2 separate regions of the Homo sapiens genome follow, and region 1 is linked to region 2. The links are chromatin contacts, found by Hi-C in ENCODE. All regions are on one chromosome and are shown on one strand. Each heading gives the region's core, a stretch centred on a gene start or an enhancer-like site at or near the end of the contact. The rest is flanking DNA. Distances are from core to core; before and after follow the strand shown.

Evidence for each region. A loop is a pair of places that touch in the nucleus more often than their neighbours do. Pooled maps may share reads with other maps.
Region 1: a map with no recorded cell type shows a loop between it and region 2 (2.3-fold over the local background). The contact joins two enhancer-like sites. A Hi-C loop is called at or near these places in 8 of 37 single-sample maps with no recorded cell type and 2 of 50 pooled maps.

Annotation. Positions count from the first base shown.
Region 1 is chr3:105,524,895-105,527,878 of GRCh38, reverse strand. All of the region lies in intron 3 of ALCAM (activated leukocyte cell adhesion molecule), which reads right to left. Among named protein-coding and RNA genes, the nearest start is that of ALCAM, 160 kb to the right of the region's middle. Within about 2 kb of position 1,363, at least 2 of the 41 ENCODE cell types and tissues checked have a DNase peak (open chromatin) inside an H3K27ac peak, as active enhancers do.
Region 2 is chr3:104,715,784-104,718,658 of GRCh38, reverse strand. All of the region lies in intron 3 of LOC107986108 (a long non-coding RNA gene), which reads left to right. Among named protein-coding and RNA genes, the nearest start is that of ALCAM, 650 kb to the left of the region's middle. Within about 2 kb of position 1,343, at least 2 of the 41 ENCODE cell types and tissues checked have a DNase peak (open chromatin) inside an H3K27ac peak, as active enhancers do.

The sequences.
Region 1 (2,984 bases), core at 114-2,613, 810 kb before region 2:
AGGAGGAGGGTGAAAGCAAAGACACTTAATTTTGATAAAGCAGTCAGAACAGTATCCAAGTGGGAGGAATCCAAATAAAAGCTCTGAAGTACCTCTGTGTGAAGCCACTAAACATGGCCTATCATCATCATAAGACCTGGTCCATATGTACCACAGAGCAGACTCTATGTCTGCAATACCACAGAGCAGCACCAGAGTAGACTAGACTTGCAATTAGCACAGGGTGTGGTTTTCAAATTTTTTTTAGAGCTGGAGCAACTCCTCTGTTTTCTTTTTTTTTTCATGAACAAATTATCATGAAAAACTTTGAAATGTTGAAATAGACTGAAGCCTCACTAATCAAGTAGAAATAGCTCCTTACCTTCCTCAACTGTCTTCATTAACTCATGAACAAGATCCTAGCATCAGAATGGGAAAACCTCCCGTCTCATCCAAAGTATTCATTTTACTGATGAGGAGTGAATCTTAGCCCCAGACTGGTGAGGTGACTTGCCCAAAGTCAGAAATTAGCAGCAGATCTCATAAAGTAAGTTCTCCTGGTGACCCGCTCAGTGACTGCTCCATCTCACCAACAGCCTTCTGGCTCTCTGGGTACCCATTTGACTTCTAGACCTTTTTCACAATCACTAGAACGAATCTTTGGGCACCTTTAAAGGCTGACACTTGCTTCTGAATGGTTTTATTAACCTCAAATGTGCACTAAATAAAAACACAGTTTGATTTTGATGCCATTCAACTAAAAGAAAAAAGCTGATTAGTGGTGACTAAGAATGCCACTTATTTGGATTTGGGCTGATTCATAGGTATGATTTCTTGCATATGAGGAATAGCTTAAAATTAAACAAGCAAACCTGCATTAAAGATAGCAAGGTCATTTGCCAGGGGCTGTAGTTAGAATAAAAACAATTTGACTTAGCTCATGAGGATGGCAATCAGCAGCAGCCTGATCTGAGACTGGCTCCCATTAACCACACTTGATTCTATGGTACACGGTGCACGTTGCTAAGTGATTCAACAGAGGGAAACAGAGGACTGATTGATGGGCTTAGTAACTCTTAAGTGACTGCAATATACACATGCAGAGAATGAAAGTCTCCCTGTCACAGCTGCTTTTTGCTTCACAGAAAGTGACCCAAAGTAAATTCATTGAAAACAAAACAAAACAAAAAAACAAACCAAAGCCCCTATATGTTTTTTGTAAACATTGTCTTTATCATAAGCTTTGCTGTTCATTTTACTGGATTTGGAGGGTCTCACGATTTCTAGCATAAAACACCATTTTCAAGAGTGTGTAACTTGTCTATGTAAATTCTCCCTGGCCCACAGCCTGGAATGCAAATTCTGTTTCTGAGAATCACTTTGTTTTCAACAACATCAAAAAGAGAAGGGAGTAGGGGGGTGTTGGCGGTAGGTGGGGTGTGAGTTTGTTTTCACAATAATAGAAATTCCCTGTATTCCAAATCAGCTGATAAATTTTATTGAATTAGGCCAGCTGAATTTTTTTCAGATTTCTGAAAAAATCAGATTTGGCCTGATTTACAGGTATGATTTCTTGCATATGAGGAATAGCTTAATGTTTTTTTTTTTTTTTTACAAAATGTTTTGAAAACTGTCACAAATAATTCTTCCAAATGAAACAAACTGAATTTTCTCAACTCCCTTGTATATTACCATCTCAGTGTAGGAAAATTTTAACACCTTAAAAATGAAACCTGACAATGACAAATTAATACATATAACCATTAGAGTGCTGTGACTTAACCTCTGTAGCTACTGTGGTCCATTTTTGATGTCTGGTTATATTATGACATTATAACTATCACCAAAAAACTTTTTGATTACTCGCTTTAGAAAAGTGTCCTGAGCAGTGCACTATTCATCTTTCTAATAACATGAAAGTGAAATAGAAGAAAAGAAAAAAATACATGGGCCACTGGCAAATGCAGGATGCAGACTATTTGGGATGTTTTATGGAAACAGGCATGACTGCAAACACTTGGTTTGCACTTGGTTTGATTCATACAACGATCGAGAAGTGTGGATGGTTTCTGGAAAGTGCCTTCTAAGCTGAAAGGTAATCAACTGAAACATGTAATATGCTCTTACAAGGTTCTTCTAGGGAACAAAGGTTTCCTTTGATAGTATAAGCATGCTTTGAATCTGCATCATGAGCCCATAGGAGCTTTGAAGTCCGTATAAATACTTGAGGGACAGACCTACTTAGTTGCATAGGCTATTACAAGAGAAACAGGAAAAATCCATAGTTACTTGCTGTAGTTGGAAGGCCCTCTGGGTTTCCTTCTTCCCTATTTATTTTAATAATTTCTAAGCGCTGTCAAGTTATCAGAAAGCAGAGGGGAAAAAGTTGTAAAGTGAAACCTTCTTCCCTAATTAAAAAAGACTGAAAGACTGGCATTCTGAAACTTTTGAGACCTGTTTCGTTCCCTGTAGTGTCTAAAATATTGTGAAGTAATAGAGGCGGGACTTTTTATTTGAGTTTTAAAAGATGAAATACTTTAATTATAACTTCTCAAGTCATTCATTTGCACAGTTATTTGCACAGTAACATTAACTATATGCTATCATTAGGCAAAGTAATTTTGTCATAGTGACTATAATTATTCCAAGTTTCTTCTACAATTTTCTCTTCTTCCATCACTACTCTACTTTCTCCCCTTGGTGTATCCCACATAAGCATTCAGGGTATAGTGAGTTTTTTTAATTTTAGGACAATTTTCTAAAGCAAGTGAATACTTTTTGAAATCTAAATCAATAACCAGTCAATAAAGGTCAGGATGGAAATGTATCTATATCTCTAATATATATAATATATAAAATATTTGTATGTGGATATATATGGGATATTTATATATGTGGATATATATAAATGGAAAATTTATACCTCTGTTAAAATATAGTTTGAATTTGCTTATATTTTTTTATTATGCAGCAAAATGGCAATTTCATTTGGTTCAGCCAAATAC
Region 2 (2,875 bases), core at 94-2,593:
AAGATCAGCTACTCTAAACCTAAAATGAATGAGAAAAAAAAGAAATATTAGCTCTGTAGTTATAAATCAGCCTTAACATAAATTCCTGTCTCACTAAAAGGTCGAAATACTTCTTATGAAAGTTGATAATCAAACAATTTGCGATGAGTTGTTCCTGGTTTAAAGTTTTACCACTTGAAAATGAAACATGCTTAAAATCAAGCAACTATGGAATTTAAAAATTGTTTGGAGTTTCTAGTGATTTCAGTAATGTTTATTGAGCACCTACTATATGCTAGGTGCTGTTTTAGGTATTGGAGACACTGTAGTGAACACGAAAAAAAAATGCAGACCCTATTCTCTTGGAGCTAGCATTGAAGATAGAGTTAAAATAAATTTTAAAAATTAAAGAAATAAAAATACAATAAGTGCTGTGAAAAAGAATAAGTTATATAAGAGAAAATGAAGAAAGAATGGTACATAATATGTGGTTGATAACTATTTTCTGAGATAGTATACATAAATGATCTCAGCTAAGATCCAAAGGCGAAAACAGTAGGCCTGTAGTTATCTGGGGAAGTATATTTCATACAAATGAAATGGGCTACACCAACTCTGAGGGAGGAGTCAGCTTAGCAAGTTTGAGAAAAAAAAAAAAAAGCTGGTATGCCCAGGGATGAGGTCAGAGTAGATAAGGGAGTATGAAGCCTATATGCTATATACAAAAGCTCAGATTTTATTTTTACAGAAAGAGGAAGGCTCTGAGGATTTTTAAGTAAGAGAGAAACACCATCTGATTCATGTTTTGAGTAGATGACACTGGCCACGCGAGGTAAGTAAAATCAGAGGGAACACAAGGGAGCTGATATCACAAGCCTCTGGTAGAAAATGAGGTTCAGAATTGGAAACAACGTTCACATGGGGCCTTACAATTCATTTTAAAAACTTTTTACTTTCAGTCTAATGAAACTGAAAGCTATTGGAAAGTTTTTAAGAGAGGAACTATAGGTCGGGCCAGGTGACTCAGGCCTGTAATCCTTGCACTTTGGGAGGCGGAGGTGGGTGGATTGCCTGAGCTCAGGAGTTCGAGACTAGCCTGGGCAACACAGTGAAACCCTGTTTCTACTGAAAATACAAAAAAATTAGCTGGGCTTGGTGGCGTGTGCCTGTAATCCTGGCTACTTGGGAGGCTGAGACAGGAGAATCGCTTGAACCTGGGAGGCAGAGGTTGCAGTGAGCCGAGATCGCGCCGCTACACTCCAGCCTGGGTGACAGAGTGAAACTCCATCTCAAAATAAAAAAAGAGGAACTATAGATTTTGTGGTTTTTAAAGGCTCACTGCCATGTGGAGAGTAGGCTGAAGGGGCTACACAGGGAGACCTGCCAGGAAGCTACTGCAGCATGCAGGTGAAAGTGGAGGTAAAAATGGGGGTACTTAGAAGCCACTTGATTCCATGTATATTTTGGAATTAGAGACAAGAGGATTGCCTGAGAAATTAGATGGAAGACGTAAAAACTAGAGGTGTGTCAAGAATGACTTCTAGGTTACCTGACTTGGGCAACTGGAAGGGTGGAATAATCATCAACAGAAAGGAGAAAGGTCATGGGTAAAGCAGGTTTGTGTAGAATGTTAGGAGTTACATTTTATTTGTGTTTAAGACATGTGCCTTAATTACCATGTGCATGGTGTTTTGCTCATGAAATTGACGAATAAGAGAAAATAGTTCGAGTAGGCTAGTTATGGCCCTGCGTCATATTGCTTTACTGGGTTTAGTATAATAAAATAGAGCAGATTTCACCGTAAATATAGAGCCTCTTCCATGATTGTAATCAGTTGCCTCAATATTGATTATATTTAGTTTCTCATGTCAAAGATGTGTATATATGCATCCTGAGTGATGTAGTAACTTGATTTCTAAAATCCTGAAATTTAATAGCCATAGCCTGTGAAATAAAATTTATATCTACCAATGTTGGGCATATGGTGAATATAGCGAAATTAGTCATTTATTCACTATCAATGTATATGCAAAATCACATTACAATTTTCTCTATGACATCTAATGAATGACCTTAATATTCTAAGGCATTTCATTGTGTGCATAGCATTGACTTTCTATTTTATATATTTTTATATATTCAAACAATATAAGTAGTTTGAATGCAGATAATGATTTTCACTGGGGAAGGGAATTTTCAAATATGAATAAGTGCTTTAAAGGAATGAAATTAAAATCTTTGGAATCAATGCATCAAGGAATGAAATTAAAATATTGATTTGCCTTAGATTTGCAAGTTGAGCTTCAATCATTATTCTTGAAACAAATCATTCACAGTATGATTTATCATTATAGTGATATACTCTGTCAGTATTGTTCCCCTTACTCTGCCATAAAATATTTCTACACAGACCTAATGCTTGTTAAATTATACATGAATATTCCTTTTGACTTCCTGTTTTATTAGATATGGAGATGATTCAATTATAACATATTAGCTTGGAGCGAAGCAGCCATATGGTGCACATTCTACCTTGAGATAAGTAATTCTGGCCAACATGTTAATTTATGTTTTTCTACATATACTCTCTACTTAAAATCCATCTATTAGATAAACAAACTTCAAGTAACATATAGAAATCTATTGACTGGGTTAAGTTCAGTTCAGCCAAGTAAAATGTCAGAAAATTTAATTAAAGCTTATCTACAACAATGCTGTCAAGTGAAAAAAACTGGATCCCAGAACCTCACAAAACAGAAGTTCTGATGAGATTTGCGGTTCTTCTTTATTTTTTTTTTCATGACTTTTGGATATTCTAAACACAGTTTTCTGTGTCTTTTCTACAAAGATCAAGCACAGAATGGCATGATAAAAATGAAAGAGAATTAATAGTGAT